Linked DNA regions of Homo sapiens: region 2 is linked to region 1. Evidence: read pairs that join two places in POLR2A ChIA-PET (ENCODE). Cell type or tissue: A673. All regions are shown on one strand. Links, peaks and the distances in the headings refer to the core of each region. The heading gives the core; the rest is flanking DNA.

What was found. Peaks named below come from ENCODE experiments on the same cell type or tissue, not always from the same donor. Only the 100,000 strongest peaks of a DNase experiment are listed, where the experiment ranks them.
Region 2: POLR2A ChIA-PET joins it to region 1 with 5 read pairs; 1 of 35 experiments calls an interaction of 5 or more read pairs at or near these places.

The regions. Positions count from the first base shown.
Region 1 is chr11:110,350,694-110,361,196 of GRCh38, forward strand. LINC02732 (long intergenic non-protein coding RNA 2732) reads left to right here and starts at 4,421. Exons shown (of 4, transcript NR_135100.2): 1 at 4,421-4,825. In A673, for the core only: no CTCF peak of the experiment used is centred there; DNase peaks (open chromatin) are centred at 3,410, 3,918 and 4,388; H3K4me3 peaks cover 1,629 bases; H3K27ac peaks cover 3,505 bases.
Region 2 is chr11:110,684,505-110,695,054 of GRCh38, forward strand. It overlaps ARHGAP20 (Rho GTPase activating protein 20), which reads right to left. Exons shown (of 15, transcript NM_001384657.1): 2 at 6,043-6,125. Among named protein-coding and RNA genes, the nearest start is that of ARHGAP20, 23 kb to the right of the region's middle. In A673, for the core only: no CTCF peak of the experiment used is centred there; a DNase peak (open chromatin) is centred at 5,377.

The sequences.
Region 1 (10,503 bases), core at 2,132-6,131:
CTATTCGGGCATATTTTTATTTTCCAGACAAATTTTAATATTTTTTGCCAAGTTCCAAAAGAATTCCATTAGAATTTTGGAATTGTTATTGAGCTGTAAAAAATTTATAGATCAGTTTCAGAGAAAACTGACATATTTACAATGTGTGTCTTCCAAGCCAAGAATATGACATATCTTTTTATTTGTATGTGTTCTTTCTGGATGGACATTAATTCTGAGTGATATGAACTAGTTTCTTCTCCAGAGACATTTTCGTTACCACTCCTCCTATGGGAAGGAGGTTCTACAAAATGTAATCATTTCATTTTGGGCCACCAACATGTCTTGACTGTCAGTATAAACATATGAGTGTATTGCTGAAAACTGTGGTGTGATGATTAACTCTCCAAGATCCCTATACAGGGATTGTCAGTTGAAAAAACTACGTGGAAACCTTAAAACATCCAGAAACCACCAATATGTGTAATTTGCCTTTAAAGGATGTCATTTACTAAAAAACTGTCATTATTCCTAAGCAGGAATGGGGGCTGTAATGTTATGTTGGCCACATATTTGTGGCACATCTGAGAACTGTTTGTATAAATGCACTGGCTAGAAGCCCCATTCGCTGGTCCAAAACCCATTCTAACACTGACAACACAATAAAGAAGAATGGCACATGCCAAGTTATTTGACAAAACTTACCAAGGAGGTCACTGTGCTGGCTTTCCTTTTCTGTTGTGTACCCAGTGCCTAATACAAATCCTTGCATAGAGTTTGTGCTTAACTATTGAAGGAATGAATGGAGTCAGCAACAAGGATTAATATGCATGCTTTTTTTTTTTTTGAGATGTGAGTCTTGCTGTGTTGCCCAGGCTAGTCTCAAACTCCTGGGCTCAAGCAATCCTCCTGCCTCAGCCTCCCAAGTAGCTGGGACTACAGGTGCGTGCCACTGCACCTGGCTATATGCATGCTTTCTAGGGTAAAAAATTGAAGAGTGTAATTTGCTGCCATCCTAACTTATTACCGTCACCCTCTGGCATCATGGCAGTACTAAAAACTTCTAGATTGGCAGCTGGGACTGTTAAGCTCTCCTACCCTTGATTCACCAAATAACCATCTCCACGGTCAGCCTTTGTAGCTTGGTCAGTTCCTCCTAGCCCACCTTCCATTCCAGTAGTGGATGATCCCAAAGAGTAGGACTCCATTTTTCTTCCCACCAGCCACCTATTGCCAAAGATCCTTTGTGCCTTTACCCAGCCAAGTCACAAAACATTGAATAACCACACTGACATTTTGTTGTTGGCACTGGAATCAGAGACTACCATGTTATAATCTGAGATTTGGAATGATCACTCTAATGACAGATTTTGTCTGATCTCCTTCTCAGGGTGGTTGGGCTGGTGGGCTACAGTGAGTCTATCACGGCCAGACTGGGGCAGTGAAAATACTTGTTACCCACAGTTGCAGATATGAAGAATTTATGAACGAGAATGTTAGATCAGAGAGAATGCACAGAGTAAAAAAGAAGCATGTCCACCCAGGTAATCACAGAAAGAAGAGTCTCTAACCAGTATCAGGAGCTGGAATAGAAAGCCAAGGGATTGAAGACCAGAGAATATTGAATAGAGCCAAAATAGCTGCAGCCAAAAGCTGAGCTTTTATATATTATCATAGATCCATGACATGGGCAGCCTGAATTTATTTAAATGTCCTAGGATGTCCAGACATAATGGAGAATGAGGTAGGTATAAGTGTTAGGAGGCTATTGCACCTAAGTGAGAATTATTAAAAGAGTAGGGGGCTGGGCACAGTGACTGTAATTTCAAAATTTTGGGAGGCCAAGCAGAAGGATTGCTTAAGCTCAGGAGTTCAAGACCAGCCTGGGCAACAAAGTGAGACCACGTCTCTACAAAAAAATACAAAAAGTATGGCCAGGTGTGGCGGCATGTCCCTGTAATCCTAGCACTTTGGGAGGCCAAGGCGGGCAGATTGCCTGAGGTCAGGAGTTTGAGACCAGCCTGGGCAACATGGTGAAATCCCGTCTCTACTAAAATACAAAAAAAATTAGCAGGTGTGGCGGTGTGCATCCGTAGTCCCAGCTACTCTGGAGGCTGAGCAGGAGAATAGCTTGAACTGGGGAGGTGGAGGTTGCAATGAGCCGAGATTGCACCATTGCACTCCAGCCTGGGTGAGAGAATGGTACTCTGTCTCCAAAACAAAACAAAACAAAAAACAAAAAAACCCCACAAAAATTAGCCAAGCATGGTGGCATGTGCCTGTAGTTCCAGCCACATGGGAGGCTGAGGTGGGAGGTTCACCTGAGCTCAGGAGTTTGAGGCTGCAGTGAGCCAAATTCACACCATCACACTCCCGCCTGGACAGCATCACACTCCAGGCTTGTCTCTAAAATAAAAACATAAATAAATAAATAAAGAGTAAAAAGCGTAGCAGTTGCCGTGGGACCAGAGAGACCAGAAACATTCCAAAGCAATTTCAGAAATATAATTAATAGGAATGATGCCTGCATAGCCAAAAGTCATGAATTCTAGTTAGTTGAGGCAAAGAAGGTACAGATAAAAAAATTCAAATGTTAAGATCCAGTCTTTAAATATTGTGAAAATTTGGGATAGTACAATAATTACTTTCATGGATTATTTTAAACATTGTTTAAAATGCATTGTAGTTATTGTCCATGACAACTTTGTAAGATATCCTTTAGAATTACCTCCATTTTAACCAGGTGCGGTGGCTCACACCTGTAATCCCAGCACTTTGGGAGGCCGAGGCATGAAGATTGCTTGAGCTCAGGAGTTCGAGATTGGCCTGGGAAACTTTGCAAGACCTGTCTCTACTGAAAACGAAAAAACAAAAAAAACAGCCAGGCATGCTAGCACATGCCTGTAGTCCCAGCTACTTGGGAGGCTGAGGTGGGAGGATCGCTTGAGCCTGGGAGATTGAGGCCACATTGAACTGTCATCACCACCACTGCACTCCAACCTGGGTGACAGAGTGGGATCCTGTCTCAAACAAGCAAACAAAAAATAAGAATTACCTCCATTTTAACAACCCTGAGAGTGATTTACCCAGGGTCACATAGCAGCTTGGAGGCATGGCTGTGTAAAAGAAGTTGGGGCTTTTAATCTCTGTATTAGTTAGGATTCTCGAGAGGAACAAAACTAATAAGATAGATAGATAAACAGATGATAGATGATTGATTGATAGATAGATAGATAGATAGATAGATAGATAGATAGATAGATGATAGGAGATGTATTATGGGAATAGGCTTACAGAATTATGGAGGCTGAGAAGCCTCACAATATGTCATCTGCAAGCTGGAGAACCAGGGAAGCTAGTGATTTAATTCAGTGAGTCTGAAGGCCTGAGAACCAGGAGCTCCTATGTCTTACAGCATCAGGAGATGGTTGGCTCAACTCAAGCAGACAGTGAATTCACCTTTCCTCTGCCTTTTTGTTCTATCTGTGCCCTCAACAGACTGGATGAAAATAGATCTTCTTTACTCAGTCTACTAATTCAAATGCTGATTTCCTCCAGAAATGCCCTCACAGACACACCCAGAAATAATGTTTTACCAGCTATCTGGGCATCCTTTAGCTCAGTCAAGTTGACACATAAAATTAATCATTACGGGCTGGGCACAGTGGCTCACCCCTGTAATCCTAGCACTTTGGGAGGCTGAGGTGGGGGAATTGCTTGGGCCCAGGAGTTTGAGACCAGCCTGGGCAACATGGCAAAACCCCATCTCTGCAAAAAATACAAAAATTAGCCAGGTGCAGTGGCTCATGCCTGTAGTCCCAGCTACTCTGGAGGCTGAAGTGATAGGATCCATTGAGCCAGGGACATCGAGGCTGCAGTGAGCCGTGATTACACCACTGCACTCCAAATTGGGTGACAGAATCAGACTGGGTGACCGAATCAGTCTTTCATGGTCCAAACCCAACTCATTCTCTCTCTCTCTTTCTCTGTTGCTCTCTCTTTCCCTGACACAGATATTCACTTAGCATTTAAACGTGACTTCTGAGACTAAAGTGAAAGAGATTTGTCAGTTATCAATATGTTCTGATATTTTTCTGATATAGATAGTTTGATAAATAGATAAATGTATAAATATTGTTCAAGTGCTTTTGGAGCTAGTGAGTTGGCTGCATTGTTATGTCTGTTTCGGGAACTCTAGAATGATATGTAAAACCCTCTTCCCTCCCTTCTTTACTTTCTTCCTTCCTTCCTTCCTTCCTTCCTTCCTTCCTTCCTTCCTTCCTTCCTTCCTTTTATCCACATTTTTTTCAGCAAACATTTAAGAGTGCTAACGATGTGTCAGCTTATGCTTGGCTCCAAGAGATTCAAAAATAAAAATGTCAAGGTCTCCTAATCTCTAGGATAGGGAGAGTCAAATTTGCATGAGGACTTTTGAGAAAAATCAAGGATGCCTGAGGGGATTTGAGTCCTACAGGCTCAGCACTTATGAAAAAGGATAAAGTCCTTCCCAGCCTGGCAGGAGAAGGAAAAGCCTGTGGTGGGGGAAGGGAGTGAAGGCGTGTGCCTCCTCATGGAACACAGGGTCGGAGTCGGCTAGGAGGGATAAGAGTACAATAGAGGGTTGTGTGACACAGACAGGCTGCCAGCCCTCAGCATGGACCCGGCACATGGAATCTGTGATCTTAAAAGAGTCAAGTGACTACCTTTGGCAACCAAAAGAGACACTGCCTTTTAGAAGGCATATCATCTGAAACTGGCTGAAAGAGCTGTCTTACTTAGGAAGAAAAATCTCTCCTTTGGAAAGAGCTGGAACTTTTAGTAAAACTGAACAGTGAGGTGGCGGAAGGTGAGTTAATGTAGTGCTGGGTAGGGAGGTCGTGTGGGCAGGTGTAAAGAGCAGAGCCAGAAGACGTGGGTTTCAATTTTGCCTCCACATACTAGCTGAGCAGTCTTGAGCAAATAATTGCTATAATTGTTTCTGGGCTGTAAAATACCAAGTGAGAACAATGACTGGTCTCATTTATAGAATTATATGAATTACTTTTTAATTCTCATAACCAACTTATGAAATAATTCTCATTACTATTCCCTTTATTTATTTATTTAGAGACAGAGTCTCACTCTGTCACCCAGGCTAGAGTGCACACCTCACTGCAACCTCAACCTCCTGGGCTCAAGAGATCCTCCTGCCTGAGCGTCTCCCCCTCCCTACTCCCCAGTAGCTGGGATGTTAGGTGTGTGCCACCCACTCTTGGCTAATTTTAAATTTTTTTTAGAGTTGGGGGTCTCACTATGTTGCCCAGGCTGGTCTCGAACTCCTGGGCTCAAATGGTCCTCTGGCCTCAGCCTGCCAAAGTCCTGGGATTATAGGCATGAGCCACCACGCCCAGCCTACTATTCCCTTTATATATTGAGGACACTGAGGCTTCAGGAGGTTGAATATATTTTCAAAATTTACATAGCTAGTAAATGGCAGAGCTAGAATTGAACCCATGTTTGTTTGATTTTAAACACTGTGTTCTTTGCCATTTACATTCTTCTGCCCCGCTTCTAAGGATCTGTATTAGGGACTAAATTAAACCAAGTTATACTAAAATGTTGGTAATTAATTTGACTATTAAATGCCTAATTGTTCTAGTACTTAATCTTAGTTTCAGCCAGGCACAGTGGCTCACGCCTGTAATCCCAGCACTTTGGGAGGCCGAGGTGGGTAGATCACTTGAGGTCAGGAGTTCGAGACCAGCCTGGCTAACATGATGAAAACCCTGTCTCTACTAAAAATACAAAAGTTAGCCAGGCGTGGTGGTGGGTGCCTGTAGTCCCAGCTACTCGGGAGGCTGAGGCAGGAGAATCGCTTGAACCCAGGAGGCGGAGGTTGCAGTGAGCCGAGATCACACCACTGCACTCCAGCCTGGGCAACAGAGCGAGACTCCATCCCCCACAAAAAAAAAAAAAATCTTAGTTTCATTTAAAGAATAGATATGAGTGTGTATATTATTTTTTCAAGTGTTATTACTTTTTAATTTAAAAAGTTTTTCCTTTATTTTTACATTTTTGTTGTGTAATTCCTTTTTGAGGAAAGAAAAATCTTTTGAAAGTTATAAAAATGGTTAGAATGATTAGTGTAATCTTGTCAGGGCAGTATACACCTCAATTAACTAAGCTTATCCACAAATGGCCATTATTTTCTTGCTTCAGCAGTGACGTAGGAAAGGTCTGTATGCCTGGGAATGTGGAGATCTAGGTTTTAATCTAAGATCTGAGTTCATTGTCCTGTATTTATCTAAGGCCAGTCACCCTCTTTCGGCTGCTATTGCTTCATGTTTAAAACAAGGGGATTAGATGAAATGATTGGCAAAGTCCCTTGCAGCATTAATAGCCTATGAGTCTATAAAATTTTAGAAACAGACATAATTCAGAAGGATATAATTTTAAATCAATTTGTGTCACAACAGTAATAATAAACATAGTGGCTCTAAGCAAGTAACAGACTGAGAGAAAGAAACTATGAATTAGATAAGTTTGACTAGATAAGGTCTAAGTTCTTTCCAACTTTGAAATCCATGATCACATATTACAACACTGTAATTTTATAGTAGTTTGTAGGGTTTCAAAGAACTTTCATTCGATTTATCCTCTCTGATCCTCACAGGGACAATATGAAGCGGTGAGAAGAGTTGTTTTATCCACACTCTACAAATGAAGGAACTAAAGATTAAGTGGGTGGCATTGGGTCACTTGGCTAGTTGGGGACACAGCTGGGACAGCAAGGCTTTCTGACTCACACCCTGCCCTCTATGCCATAGCATTCCTGGGCTCAATAAACAGTAACTGTGAAAGAAGGTCGCCTCACACAAAACTACATTTTATTCTAGTTTGACAGATGAGTAATCCTCAGTGATAAATTCCTTTTCTGAAAAGTCTCAAAGTCCCTTGGGCAGTTTTGAGTCATTTGTAATGTCAAAAAGTTTAGGACAGACAGTATTTGCAACTTTCCTCAAATCCAAAAATCAGAAAAGCTGGGGAGAGGTTTTTACTTTTTCTTTCTTTCTCTTTTTTCTTTTTTTTTTGTAGACTAAGTCACAAGAAGGAAGGGTTTTACTTTTTCTTTTCAACTTAAAAAAGAGAGTAATTAATATCCTAAATTCTCTTTGTCCTAAGACACCTTTCCTAAGAACCATGAGCTTTTAGCTAAGTATGGAGGACGTTTAGTAGCCATGACTAAGCAACTCATCTTTCAGTTACAGAATAGCCTATGTTGGCCGGGCGCAGTGGCTCACCCTCCGTAATCTCAGCACTTTGGGAGGCCGAGGTGGGTGAATCACCTGAGGTCAGGAGTTCGAGACTAGCCTGGCCAACATGGTGAAACCCCGTCTCTACTAAAAATACAAAAATTAGCTGGGCATGGTGGTGGGCTCCTGTAGTCCCAGCTACATGGGAGGCTGAGTCAGGAGAATCACTTGAACCCAAGAGTTGGAGGTCGCAGTGAGCCGAGATGGTGCCATTGCACTCCAGCCTGGGTGATGAGCAAAACTCCCTCTCAATAAATAAATAAATAAATATTATTGTTATATTTGTGGAAAAGATAATTTGGCATCTTTTCACTCAATGAAAATATTTATTTAAATACTGTATACAAATCTATATATACTTACATATAATATAAATTTATACGTAAATATATATTATTGTTGTTATTTTATGTTATTTTATAGAAGTTATACATGCACATAATAAGAAAAAATCTTATCAGTAGAAAAAGAAGGGTGTAAAATGAATATGACCTCCATCCATTCCAGCCTAGGCCCATGCTCTAGAAACAAGCACTGTCATCGGCTATTGTTAGATGGTGTGGCGGTTGCCATTATAATTTAAAATTCCATGCTTACAGCTCTGTTTTTCCCTTTGTCAACTTTAGAAAGTACCTACTGACTTCAAAAAAGATGGGAAATTTCTTGTGTTTACACTTCCTCCCAATCTTTCTGTTCTTCTCCATCTCCAATTTGTGTTAGTTGTATTATAAAATTTTTAATTTTTTTTCTTTTTTTTTTTTTTGAGACAGAGTCTCTCTCTGTCACCCAGGCTGGAGTGCAATGGCATGATTTCAGCTCACTGCAAACTCCTCCTCTCTCCCCTGGGTTCAAGTAATTCTCCTGCCTCAGCCTCCTGAGTAGCTGGGATTACAGGAGCGTGCCACTATGCCCGGCTAATTTTTGTATTTTTAGTAGAGACGGAGTTTCACCATGTTGGTCAGGCTGGTCTCGAACCCCTGACCTCGTGATCCGCCCACCTGGGCCTCCCAAAGTGCTGGGATTACAGGCGTGAGCCACCACGCCCAGCCCTAATTTTTCTAAAAATTATATTTAAAATTATTATTTATAACTTTAAATAATGTACCTAAACTTCCATTTCTAAATTTATTTATTTAGACAGAGTCTTTTGATTCCCATTTATATAAGAGAGTCCACCTCTCAATTGTGTGTGTGTGTGTGTGTGTATATTCATGGTTTACTATGTTTACATTCTGCTCTGTAATTATAATTAAGTCTTCTGAGGATTAAAAATGAGAATCCTGAGTGGAAGTGATCCTTCACTCAGCACAGCGGTAGGCACATAGGTTTTCTATAATTGACTCGTATGGATAAACCCCATGTGGAAGAAAAAATAATCTTTTTTTTTTTTTTTGAGACCGAGACTCTCTCTGTAGCCCAGGCTGGAGTGCAGTGGCACGATCTCGGCTCACTGCAAGCTCCGTCTCCCGGGTTCATGCCATTCTCCTGCCTCAGCCTCCCGGGTAGCTGAGACTACAGGCGCCCACCACCATGCCCAGCTAATTTTTTTTGTATTTTTAGTAGAGACGGGGTTTTACTGTGTTAGCCAGGATGGTCTCGATCTCCTGACCTCGTGATCCACCCGCCTTGGCCTCCCAAAGTGCTGTAACTGCAGGCGTGAGCCATCATGCCCAGCCAAAAGTAATCTTATTTAATGGAAATTTTCCAGCTCAGATGAGATTCTTCTAAGCTTCAAGGTCTAATGGATCCTTGCTTCAAGGTCTAATGGATCCTTCCTTCAAGGTCTAATGGGTCCTTCCTTCCTTCTCTCCCTCTCTTCCTCCCTTTGAAGCTTCCTTTCTTTCTTTCCTCCTATTTTCCTTCTCTCCTCCTTCCCTCCCTCCTTTCCTCCCTCCTATTTTCCTTCCCTCCTCCCTCCTACTTTCCTTCCCTCCCTCCCTCCCTCCTACTTTCCTTCTTTGTCTTCTTTTCTGGTTTTCTCCATTTCCTGCGGGTTACATTCAAATGGTATGTTTCTTGTTTTCTTTCTTGGATGGCTTTTAATTTGCTAGTTTTGAACTGGACTCAAGCAATCCTCATGCCTCAACCTCCCAAGTTGCTGGGACTGCAGGTGCACCACCATGCCTGGCTTGTATTTTGTTGGAATACTTTGAATTTTTGTTTTGATTTGTATAAGAAGTAATATTCCGGAATTCCTGTCAGTTTAAATATGTCTTTATTTAGCCCTTACATTTGATTGATAGTTGGACCAGGCTTAGATTTCCAAGATTTATTTTTTTCCCTTCAAAACTTTGAAGGCTGTCTGCCAACAGAATGTAAGATTCATGAAGGCAAGATTTTTGTCTGTTTGATTCACTGATCACTGATGTCTCCCAAAGATATAGAACAATGTGTAGCACACGATACACTCAATATATATTAGTTTTATTAATTAATTATCTTCCAGTGATTAGTATTGCTGAAAAGAAATTGGATGACAATCCAGTTTCTAATTGGCATGTGTAGGCTGCTCTGTGACTGAAGAATTTTCAAATCAGCTTTATACCCTTCAGGAAAAATCCCTTGTGATTGGATGTTTAGTATCTGCCAGAAAACTGGTACTCAAGATGTTGAAGCTACAGTTATTTTATGATAGCACACTTCCCTTGATCTGCTTATTTTTATTCCATCACCATTTACCCCTTTTTTAAAATTTTGTAGCCATTCTTATGATGCTCTTGATTTGTTGGTTACAAAAATCAATTTTATTAAAATCCAAAGATTACAAGTCTTTAGGTATATTTTGTACCAAATTAAATTAGAAGACAAAAATTACGCTTTCATAGTTGCTACAAAGGTAAATAATGGAGAGATTTGGTACAAAGCAACAATATATATATATATAGAGCTAATAAAATTACCTGAGGAGTGTAATGTTTGTTTTTTTTTGTGTATATCTTTGAAATCTATTTTATATATAGACAAAAGAGACTGTGAAATATTTAAGCAATGCAGAATACGTGACCAGACCAGAGCATGTGTAGGAAGACTTTTTGGTGATCATTAACTCTACCCTGAAATGATGGACTACAAGTTATAATGTGTGTTACCTACACTTCAATCAGTAATATTAGCAAATCTCCAAATGTTAGTCACATTGGTTTGTCTCCCTTGTACATTCTTTATTCATGATATTACAGTGCTGTAACTGGGTGGTCCTTTTTAAACAAAACATTATTTGCAAAACAGAGGG
Region 2 (10,550 bases), core at 3,521-7,520, 340 kb after region 1:
TATGGCAAATTTTCAAAGAACTTAAAATAGAAATACAATTCAACCCAGCAATCCCATTACTGGATATCTAAACAAAGGAAAAAAACTAGTTTTATCAAAAAGACTGCACTCTTATGTTTACTGAAGCACTATTTACAATAGCAAAATCATGGAATCAACCTAAGTGTCTATCAACAGTGGATTAGATAAAGAAAATGTGCTACATATATACCATGGAATACTACGCAGACATAAGAAAGGATGAAGGATAAAATCATGTCCTTTGTAGCAACATGTATGCAGCTGGAGGCCATTATTCTAAGTAAATTAACACAGAAAAAGAAAACCCAATACTGTATGTTCTCACATATAAGTGGGAGGAAACAATGGGACAGAAACATGAAAACAAAAGACACTAGGGACTCCAAAAGAAGAGAGGGAAGTGGGGGGCAAGTCTTGAAAAACTACTACTGGGTACCACATTCACTGTTTGTGTGATGGGTTCAATAGAAGCTCAAACCCTAGCACCATGCAATGTAACACATACGCACATGTACCCCCCTGAATCTAAAATTTAAAAAATGAAGTTGAGGCTTTTATCACCGAAAAATTATATGAAACAATAAAATTAAGATCATATTGGAAAATACACAGTCTTCTGGGAAATCTTTTTGATTTGTTGTATTCAACAAATAATTATATGACCATAAAATTAGAAGTTTAACAAATAACATATTTCAACACTTTCATTTTATTTTTAAGAAAACTAAACCCTTTAACATATGTGCTCAGAGTCTTAACACAAGGATGATTACCACACAATGTTAGATCATCTTTAAACACAGAAGTGAACACTACTGTGTCAAAGAGAAAAAGTAGTTGACTGCAGCTATGTAACCACTCACCTTAGAAAACCTGTAACCTTCTCAGCATGAAAGATGTCTGTCACATTTCCTAATATAATAATTACTTAGAGAAACCACCTCCAGCAGCTCTGAATGGTGCCACATTAAAAAAAATGTTAAAATCTATGAACTGCCTCTCCTTATGTACTCTAAGCATTCACCAAAGAACACTGGAGATAAAACTACCTTTAACACATAAATACAGTTAACTCATCAGTTAATTTAAATATTTCTTCCTCTTTAAATCCAGCTCTTGTTCATTAAATTATTTTTAAAAAGGATTCTTTGAAATCTCCTGCAGATTTAGATACAAGCTTTGTCATCTACAAGTCATTAATTACTAAGTAACAACTATGGGACAATAGTAAAAGTAGTAAGGTTCTACAGCAATGCCAAAATCAAATATAGATGTAATTCAAAAAATATAAAATGTCAATAAATAAAACACTATTTCTTTGCTGTCTGCCCAAACACTGCCCACAAATCTTTTGCAGTCTAGTTCTCATGTTACATTTCAAGAGATAGAAACGATTTTGGGGGAAGGCTACGAGAATTTTGCTGTATAAAGTACCACTTGAACTAGCTGTGTTATCATCTTGGACTTCAGAAATTTCTCATATTTCTGGAGTATAATGGATAGAAAAGCAAAATTCTATTTGCAAAAATTTGCATTATTTGTAACAACTTTGGAAAAAGTTAGAAGTACATCACTGAATATTACTATTTAGTTTTATACTATAAAATTTATTTAAGTTTTAACTATAGGATTTATTTAAAACAGCAAGCTCATTAATAATTCAAAAAATCTGATTTATGTAACTTTTCAGGAACATACATTATAAAAAAGTGGACAAAATTCAAAGACTTTCTTGAATGTTTATTATAATAAGATTTGATCTCCAAGTTTTAAAAAAAACTGCAAGAGACTTGAAAAGAACTAATACATCTATATTTAAATGAGAATTTAAACATGAGGGAAAACAAAAATCTGAATCACTTCTGAACAGGCAAGAATTTAAAAGGAAATACAAATGATTAATAGTAGTTACCCCTGGGGATGGAGTAGAGAATTTACTTTTTGTTTTATACATGTCCATATTGTTTTCTTTTATAACAAATATGTATTACTTTTGTCAATTGTAAATACTTCCTTAAAACTCTTATCTTGTATTCCTTTTTTATAAGCAAATCAACATAAAAGCATTCTTTTATATCATGCAACAGTGGTCCTCCACCAAGCATTCATTAGAATCCTATAGATAACAGTATTATATTCTATACTTAAAAATCTATAAAGATGATAGCTCTCATGTTAAGTGTTCCTACAATTTTAAAAAAGAGTGCACAGAATTAACTATGGATTTGAAAAATATGCTGATATCTGTATCCCACTCCAGAATACCGAATTAGAAAGGCTTAGGAATCACTAAACTAGAGGACCCTTTCAGGTTCTTTCCAATCCTGAAATTGTATTGCTTACAAATATTTTGCATACCTTCAGAGTACAAGCACCAAGAGCTACACAAAGTAAAAGCATAATCTCATCTTTATAAGATTATGAGAGAGGTGAAGGTCCTGTTCCCTAGCATTATGCACCCTAATTACTGATCTAGAGAAACTTGCAGGAAATTAACTGAAGATTAAAACATATATATATATATATATATAGACACACACACACACACACACATATATATAGACACACACACACACACACATATATTTTAAGACAGGGTCTGAGTGCAGTGGCACAATCATAGCTCACTGCAGCTTCCAACTCCTGGGCTTAAGTGATCCTCCCACCTCAGCCTTCCAAATAGCTGGGACACACATCATCATGCCCGGCTAATTTTTTTTTTATAGAGACAGGGTCTTGCTATGTTGCTCAGGCTCAAGTGCTCCTCCCACCCTGGCATACCAAAGGGTTTGGATTACAAGGATGTGCCACTATGTCCAGCCAAACAAACTTTTTTCCTTACAGTTATTTTGAAACAAAACTCATCATATTTTGCTACTACTAAGAATCTGGGAGAACTGGCTCTAATGTAAGCACCAATTCTTGAAGAAGTGATAGGGAGGCAGTGTGGGGAAGGGCATTGTTGTATATTATTATATTGGTTCTCAACTTAAAACAATGAGAAGTGGCATTTTTCAGTGAGTCAGGTAAGTGTTAGCATTTTCCCTAGCATGGCACTTCATCTGTATCAGTAGTTCTTGATTCTATTAAACCCAATGACCCTTTGTTATATAAAAGTCTATATATATGTTTAAATTCCTCTTTTTATATCCTGAAATGAAATTCACAGGTATTTTTAAAAAGTTGAAAATAATAAAACACTCTAACGGTAACATAAAGAAAAAAATGAAAATAGTTCTTAATAAAGTATGTATTTCAATAAGTACATGCTCAGACATGATTATACTAAAGACAATTAAGTAGTCAGATGCTTACAACTAGTTACAATTAATATATTCAAATTTAAGAGAAGTCAGATAAGAAATTTCATGTAACAAGCACAGAAAAATGAAGCCCAGTAATTTTTAGAAATGGTTCCAAACAATACAAAGTACAATTATCTCTTGACGTACAAGGTAGCTACATTTCTGAAAAATTTAGTATTCATTGAAATGTATAAAAATACTTTGTGCTTATATATAAAATAGGTTACAGGCATAGATAATTATATAAAGATATTTTCCCCCTTCGTGCATATGTTATATAGGGGACTTTCAAAAGCTATGCAGGAACCCACCATTCTTCTCTACGCAGGATATTCTGTGCTTTCCATGATGCCTAGTATCCCTGGCTGCTGCCACTAAATCACTGACCAAACATAAATGTTCCCCAAAATTCCAAAGTGTTCCCTAGAGGTTAGTAACACCCCCTCCTCCCCCCGCCCCCAATGTGAACCACTGGTCTGCATGAACTTTCAGTACCTGCATGTATACTTATTGCAGATTCTCACCCTGGAGTAGATTGGGGGAAGATGACTGCTGGTTCCTGATCTAAGGCTAAAGCTTCTATAAGGACTACTTTTAAGTGAAAAACCTTAGTACACTTCATACTCACAAGCTTCCAGTAAAAAATTTTACCCAAAACTGTGTATTTGTTAAAAACTTAGTTAAAAAATAAACAATAAATTTATTTTTACATCTATAGTAGAGAATTAAAGACATCTATACTGATTAATTCTGTTTCCTCTATCCACCTCCCCTAAAAAAAAATACTGTCCCTTGAGGTTTCTAGATAACCAGTGTTAAACTGTGAAGATACAACCATTCTCTTTTATTCACACTAAAGGATACACTGATGCAAACAATGCAAAAGTCATTTACGTATGACACTGAAATATATTACCGTATTTTTATTTGGCAGAACGGCTTCCTAATTAAATTTTGATTAGGCATCTATTAAAAGGAGTTTACATTTCTTGATCAACCCAATGACTAAAGTGTATGTCTTCTGGGGGTAGGTGAGAAAAACTACTGAGTCTGAGAACTTGCTATGTGCTCGGAAGAAAGTGACGTGAGTGTTTTTGTACATGTCACTTGTTGGGATTTGGATATATAACTTATTTTTAATACTGAAAAACTTCCATACTTTCATATAGTTTTTTTTTTTTTTTTGGAGATGGAGTCTCGCTCTGTGGCCCAGGCTGGAGTGCAGTGGCACGATCTCGGCTCACTGCAAGCTCCGCCTCCCCGGTTCACGCCATTCTCCTGCCTCAGCCTCTAGAGTAGCTGGGACTACAGGCCCTCGCCACCACGCCCGGTTAATATTTTGGATTTTTTTAAGTAGAGATGGGGTTTCAACATGTTAGCCAGGATGGTCTCGATCTCCTAACCTCGTGACCCGCCCGCCTTGGACTCCCAATCATATAGATTTTATGTTAAATTAGCACAATTTGAAGATATGTCATAGATATATCCTTGCTTTAAATAAAGTTGGTGAAGCCTTCACTTTACCTAAAAGGATTCACAACTTAAAGAAAAATCATTGTAACATTCCTTTGAACATAAAAACTCTTACGAGTTAAAATGCCATTTAAAAATTAATGAATTAATGAATATTTGAATTTGAAAAAATTAGTGAATAAATTAATGAATATTTGAATTTCAAAAAAATTAACGAATAAATTAATGAATAAAATAATAATGACTATTCAATTTCAACACATTATGAAAGACTCTTAAAATGTCTATTGAAATGTTACAGTAGGTAGCTAGTCAGGTGTGAGCAGGGCAGGAAAAGGCTCCCCGCAACACACACCAGGAGTATTGGGTGACCATCAGTTGATGGTCGGTGGTTGTTAACCATTTCGCTAAAGTATTAATTGGTCACAGCTGGCACCGGGGAAAGGCGGTCTCATAATAGACAGAAAACACCTGAATCTGATCAGCAGCTTCCCAGTGAGATCCCAGAAGTATGCCAACATACAAAATCCCCCACATCAAGAGGTCAAGCTGCGTACTTGTCTTCTCAAGTCGCCTGCTTGGCCCTCTTTCAAGTTGTACTTTCCTTCCTTTCCTTCCTGTTCTAAATCTTTTTAATAAGCTTTCGCTCCTGCTCTGCAAAAAAAAAAAAAATGTCTATTTCAATGTCCATTGAAATAGCAATTAGCCTCCATTGGTGAAATGACTCTGTTAACAGGTATTTAGCTGATTTTTCCACTTTGAATTTCACTAATTTAACTAATAATGCCTAAAATCAATCAATATTCCATTTTAAAAAATAATCATAATATGGTTATCTTCCTTCACATCTAAAGTTGGTAAGAAAAACTGCCTTATCCATGCACAGCCATCACTTTGTGTTGATTTAAAAATATGCAAAGTTTTGTGCAAAACAAAACATTCATTTTTCAGTATTTTGATTTCTATTTTATAAGTAAACTTTGTTAAAATGTGGAACTTGCAAGTTTATATACTTTTGAGGGTGAAATTCACTTTTGAATCAGTTTTAAAGCAACTGAGCATATATACCAGCTAGGCACTATTAACCTCAGAACAAAAGTTGTATTTTCTACTCTTAAACAGAATTCTGGTGCTGATAACAAACAACCTCTACACATTAAAGAATATGTGATCTGAAAAACTCTTCATCTAATATAAACTTCCAAGCACATACTGAATGTGTAATACAAAGCTTTGCACTTACCTGGTAGTAGGCCGTTTTTGTAGGGCTTTATCCAGGATAAGAGATGGAGCGCTCCTCCTCCTTTCTGCTAGTGTTTTCATTTTCTGTTGATGAAACAAACCAAAATGAAGACCACATGGCTTGTAAGGCAAGACAATGTTGATTTTTTTTTAAATCCAATTTAACAAGTTTTGCATTGCCTATCTTTGTCTGTCAAGGAGCCTACAGTTTCATTATGGAGATAAAACTGTAACATCTAAAATAGGATAGTTAAAAAAAAAACAGGACAGTAAGTGTCAAAAAGTGGTAAAAGCAATAAGTATTTTTTGTGGTCAGAGAATAAAGAGGTTAAATGTTTACCAGAATATTTGGGAGAAACACCATCATAACCATTATTACTGGTTATCATGTGTCTGGCTCTATGCTAAAGGCTGGACATGGATTACCTTATTTATTATAATCCAAAATGTCATCCGGGTAGATACTACTATCTTTATTTCACAGGCAAATTTGGCTTCAAGAAAAGACAAGTAAAGGAGAGGAAAAAACAGTTAAAGCAAAAGCACAGAGACTAGATTTTTGCATAAATATTAACACACTTGGGAATCCCTTCTTCCAAATAGACTTTTTTAAAACTGTAACTTCAAACAATAAAAAAATCTTTTTTTCTAGGTGGTATATAAATATAAGACGGTGGTAATCTGTTCCAGTGACCTAAAGTTGCAGTAAATGAAGTTTATTCGACTTGAATTATTCAGATAATTACTCTCTAAATTTAGTCTTATATATTTAACACATCTAGATACAGCCACTAGAAGCAGATGAGTAAAATTAACCATATATAGTCACAAACAGCCATGAGCGAAGTTCAGGCTGTATTATCAAAGCCGTTCTTCTCACCCTATATCTCTATACCCTTTCATCCCATATCCCTCTCACCCTGTATCCTCGCCAAAGGTGTTACCCACTACCTCTAGGCCAGTCATGCTTGGGAACTGGATGTTGCTCCAATGGGAACCATATAAAACTAGGCAGCTCAGTGTCGGTATCCTATTATGTGATTCATAAAGGAATTGCTTGTAGTTTTTAAAGTAAAACAATGATCTTAGCATAGGAATAAAGAAAGAATCATCCAGTGAGAAGAGGATGCTAGACTTCTTTGGCACAATTCTTATCCCACAAATTCTCCATGCTCCTAGGGATCTCTCCCAAATTATTGTCACCACTGCTCTGGCCTCGGTGTTGCTATTCCACTTGTTAATCTTTTGGCTCACATGTGGAAGCTATAGGCACAAATCTCCTTAGCACAGCTGAGACAACAGCTGGAATAATTATGTAAAACATTAATAAATGACAGGAAACACATGGGTTAAAAATAGATAACATCAAACATCTCAATTGGGAGTTATTAACCACAAATCAATTTCAGGCCAGGTTACTTATATAAAAATTTTTTGCATGATGTATATGTGATGTCTTCCTTCTAGAGAAACAGCCCGGAGTTATCATCGGATTCCCAGAAAAGTCGAATCCTTTCCAACACTGGTGATTTCAATAACCTAGTTTATATATTATAGCGTGCAAGCCCCATCTCACTGTTTCCATTACTCACACCTCTTAGGAACATAATCCTCAGGAATCTAATATCCTTAGGCTAGTGTGACTGCAGAGGTTACAAGGAGAAAGGAAAACTGGGAGATAAGCATTTGTATTGCAAGGTACAGCAGCACTTCCTCATGTGAAGAGTCTCAATACTGAAAGATTGGATTGATTTTACTAAGAAAAGTGGCAGTTTGTTCATATCCATCAAGCTATGTTCCAGATTTTTTGCAGGGTTCTGTTTCACCTTCAGGCCTGGAATTAATTCCTACTCTCTATCCTGATTCTCTTTACAGGACCAATTTACTACTTTGAAGTGTGAAATGTACCCACTCTTGTAAGCTTTACCTTTGTCCCTCACACCCTCTGTCTGCTTTGACCTTGAGGATCTGCCATTCAGCAGCTTTACATCTGCTTTCTCTAACCTTCTGAAATCACTGTCAGCAGATCCAAGATTCTAAACTAGATCTTCATTAGTACATAGTTTCTAATTCTGAGCTCCTTGGCTTTCAGGTTTACGAAGAATTTGGAAAAGATTCAAAAGACAGTGTAAAATGACTTAAAATGTGAAGAAAAAGAGCCTATGAAACAGGATAAAATGATCTGAGATTCTTCATTTAGAAACAGTAATAATCTCAAAATTAATGCAGAACTATAATGTGGAGGAAAGTTAGCATCTTCCAAGGAAGATGAGGCAAAAAGAAATGAGGAGAAACATGGAATGAAAATCCAGGTTGACCTTGGGTAGTGGTTTGTTGAGAAATCTATAAAAGTTGTGAACTAAATTTTGCATGCAACTTCAGGGGTTCAGAACCCCCATGAAATGGATTCCTTAGGGATTTATGAACCGCAAGTTAAGAAACTTTCTGATGTAAGAAAATCCTCCCAAGAATGATAGCTGTTAAACATGAGAATGGATAATCAAAGAAGGGTGACAAATTTTGTTCTGAAAAGGTGCTTTTGAAATGGGTGTTTTTCATGGAAATCTACTGTAGAAGATCATTTGTATAATAGTGAATAGAATGTATTTTCTGAGTTTTAAAATTGTCAGATGTATAATGGGTCAAATGCTGAGTGTAGCCACTTCATCCAGCTTGATTTATATTGAAGAGAATGCAATCAAACTACCAGCAGGTAGTTTGTTTTTATTTCAGGTTCCATTGTTCGTACTCAGACTTACTCTATCATTAATGAGATGTGCAACCCAAGGCAATTCAGCCACTTCTCTGGGCCTCCATTTCCTTACTCACAAAATGAGACAGTTTGGACTACATAGTCACTTAGGTCCCTTTATTTCTGATAGTCCCACATTAAGTGTCCACCAAAGATTCACCGTGGATATGCAAGAAAATAAACATTACATGAACCATACATTTAGGATTCACAGGATTCATTCTAAATAAGTAACAAAAGGTCTTACAAGCAGCCAATATAACCAGGGGCTTAATAGATTTAGATATTAATTCATTCAAAATACACTTATCTCTTTCTTTTGCTTAAAAGTGTAACCAAACAAAGGGCCACTAATAACTTCAAAACAAATTCACTGATCTCTTAAAGAATCTGTTCTCAGGCAATGAAAACTTAGATTTTCTTGTTTACAACTATGTGAAATACATCAAAATAGAATGAAACTATTGATTCTTTTACAGGTGTATAATAGTACAAACTTATCAGGACAGGCTTACGTTATGCTTATCTTAGCACAAACAAATTTCACAGTTGTTCTGTGACAGGGATAACTATAATTATTTGCTTCACAGAAAACAAGGTAAACTTCAAACAGTATATAGTATATATTTTCTGTTGTACTTGATGTTTATAACTAGATGACTTCATAAATAGTGGATACCACTCTGAAATAGAATATTTTTAAAAGGTAATGTTTTAAAGAAACGATAAACTATACATTTAGGCAAAAATACTCAATTAATTAATTGCATTAATCTTTTGGGAATGAGTTTGATATCGTATCACTTACCTAGTGTTAAGTAGCCCCAAAAACTAAATAAGAATTTTATGTGAGCTAAGAAACAAACAAATATGAAGTAGTACCTATCTATCTCTCTGTCCCCCAAATGGGAAAAAATGAGGAGGAGAATGGAAGAAGTTCTAACATGGAATAAAGAGTGATTAAATGTCAAAAACTGTTGTCTATTTACAAATGGCCTTTTATTAGGAAAGTATAACATGAATACTAGAGAGAAATTATTAGGTTGGTGTACAAGTAATTGCTGTTTTTGCCATTACTTCCAATGGATCTTTGACCCTCTGCTGTCTCCTCTGCAGTTATATTCAGTATTGTAGGTCAAAAAACCTATTAAGCCTAACCATAAATGAATAAAGGTCATAACTGAATATGAGAACCAAATGCCAGTAATTTGTTTTTTATCTTTTACATTTAAATAATAACACAAAACTGCAGCAACACTACCAACTAATCTGCAAGGTGCTTTCTACCTTCAAGTCATTTTAAATACATGGATTAATTACATATTCAACTCTGTGTGTTCCTTCATATATGATGCCTCAGTAGTAGCATTTCACATTATACTTATGTTTCTGACCCCTTCTAGAGAGCAGGGGCTATATCTTCTTCCCAAATTTTCTCCCTTCCTTCAACAATTTTTTACTGAACTCTCCTCTGTAGCAAGCATATTTTTGCATTCCCAAATCCCGGTATAATGCCTGGCACAAACTATACACTCTATAAATGAGGGTTTTATGTGAATTAAAAAACCCACTAATTCACCACATAAATACCACCATCCCCAAATGCACACATATGAAAACAAACAAACCTTTAAGGGGCTCTGCTGGAATGGTATCATTAAGAAAAATGTAAGCATTTGCTATGGAACTAGACATAGACAGCAAGAGTATACCTGTGCACTGCAAACTACACCTTTTGAACATAGTGTTGACACTTA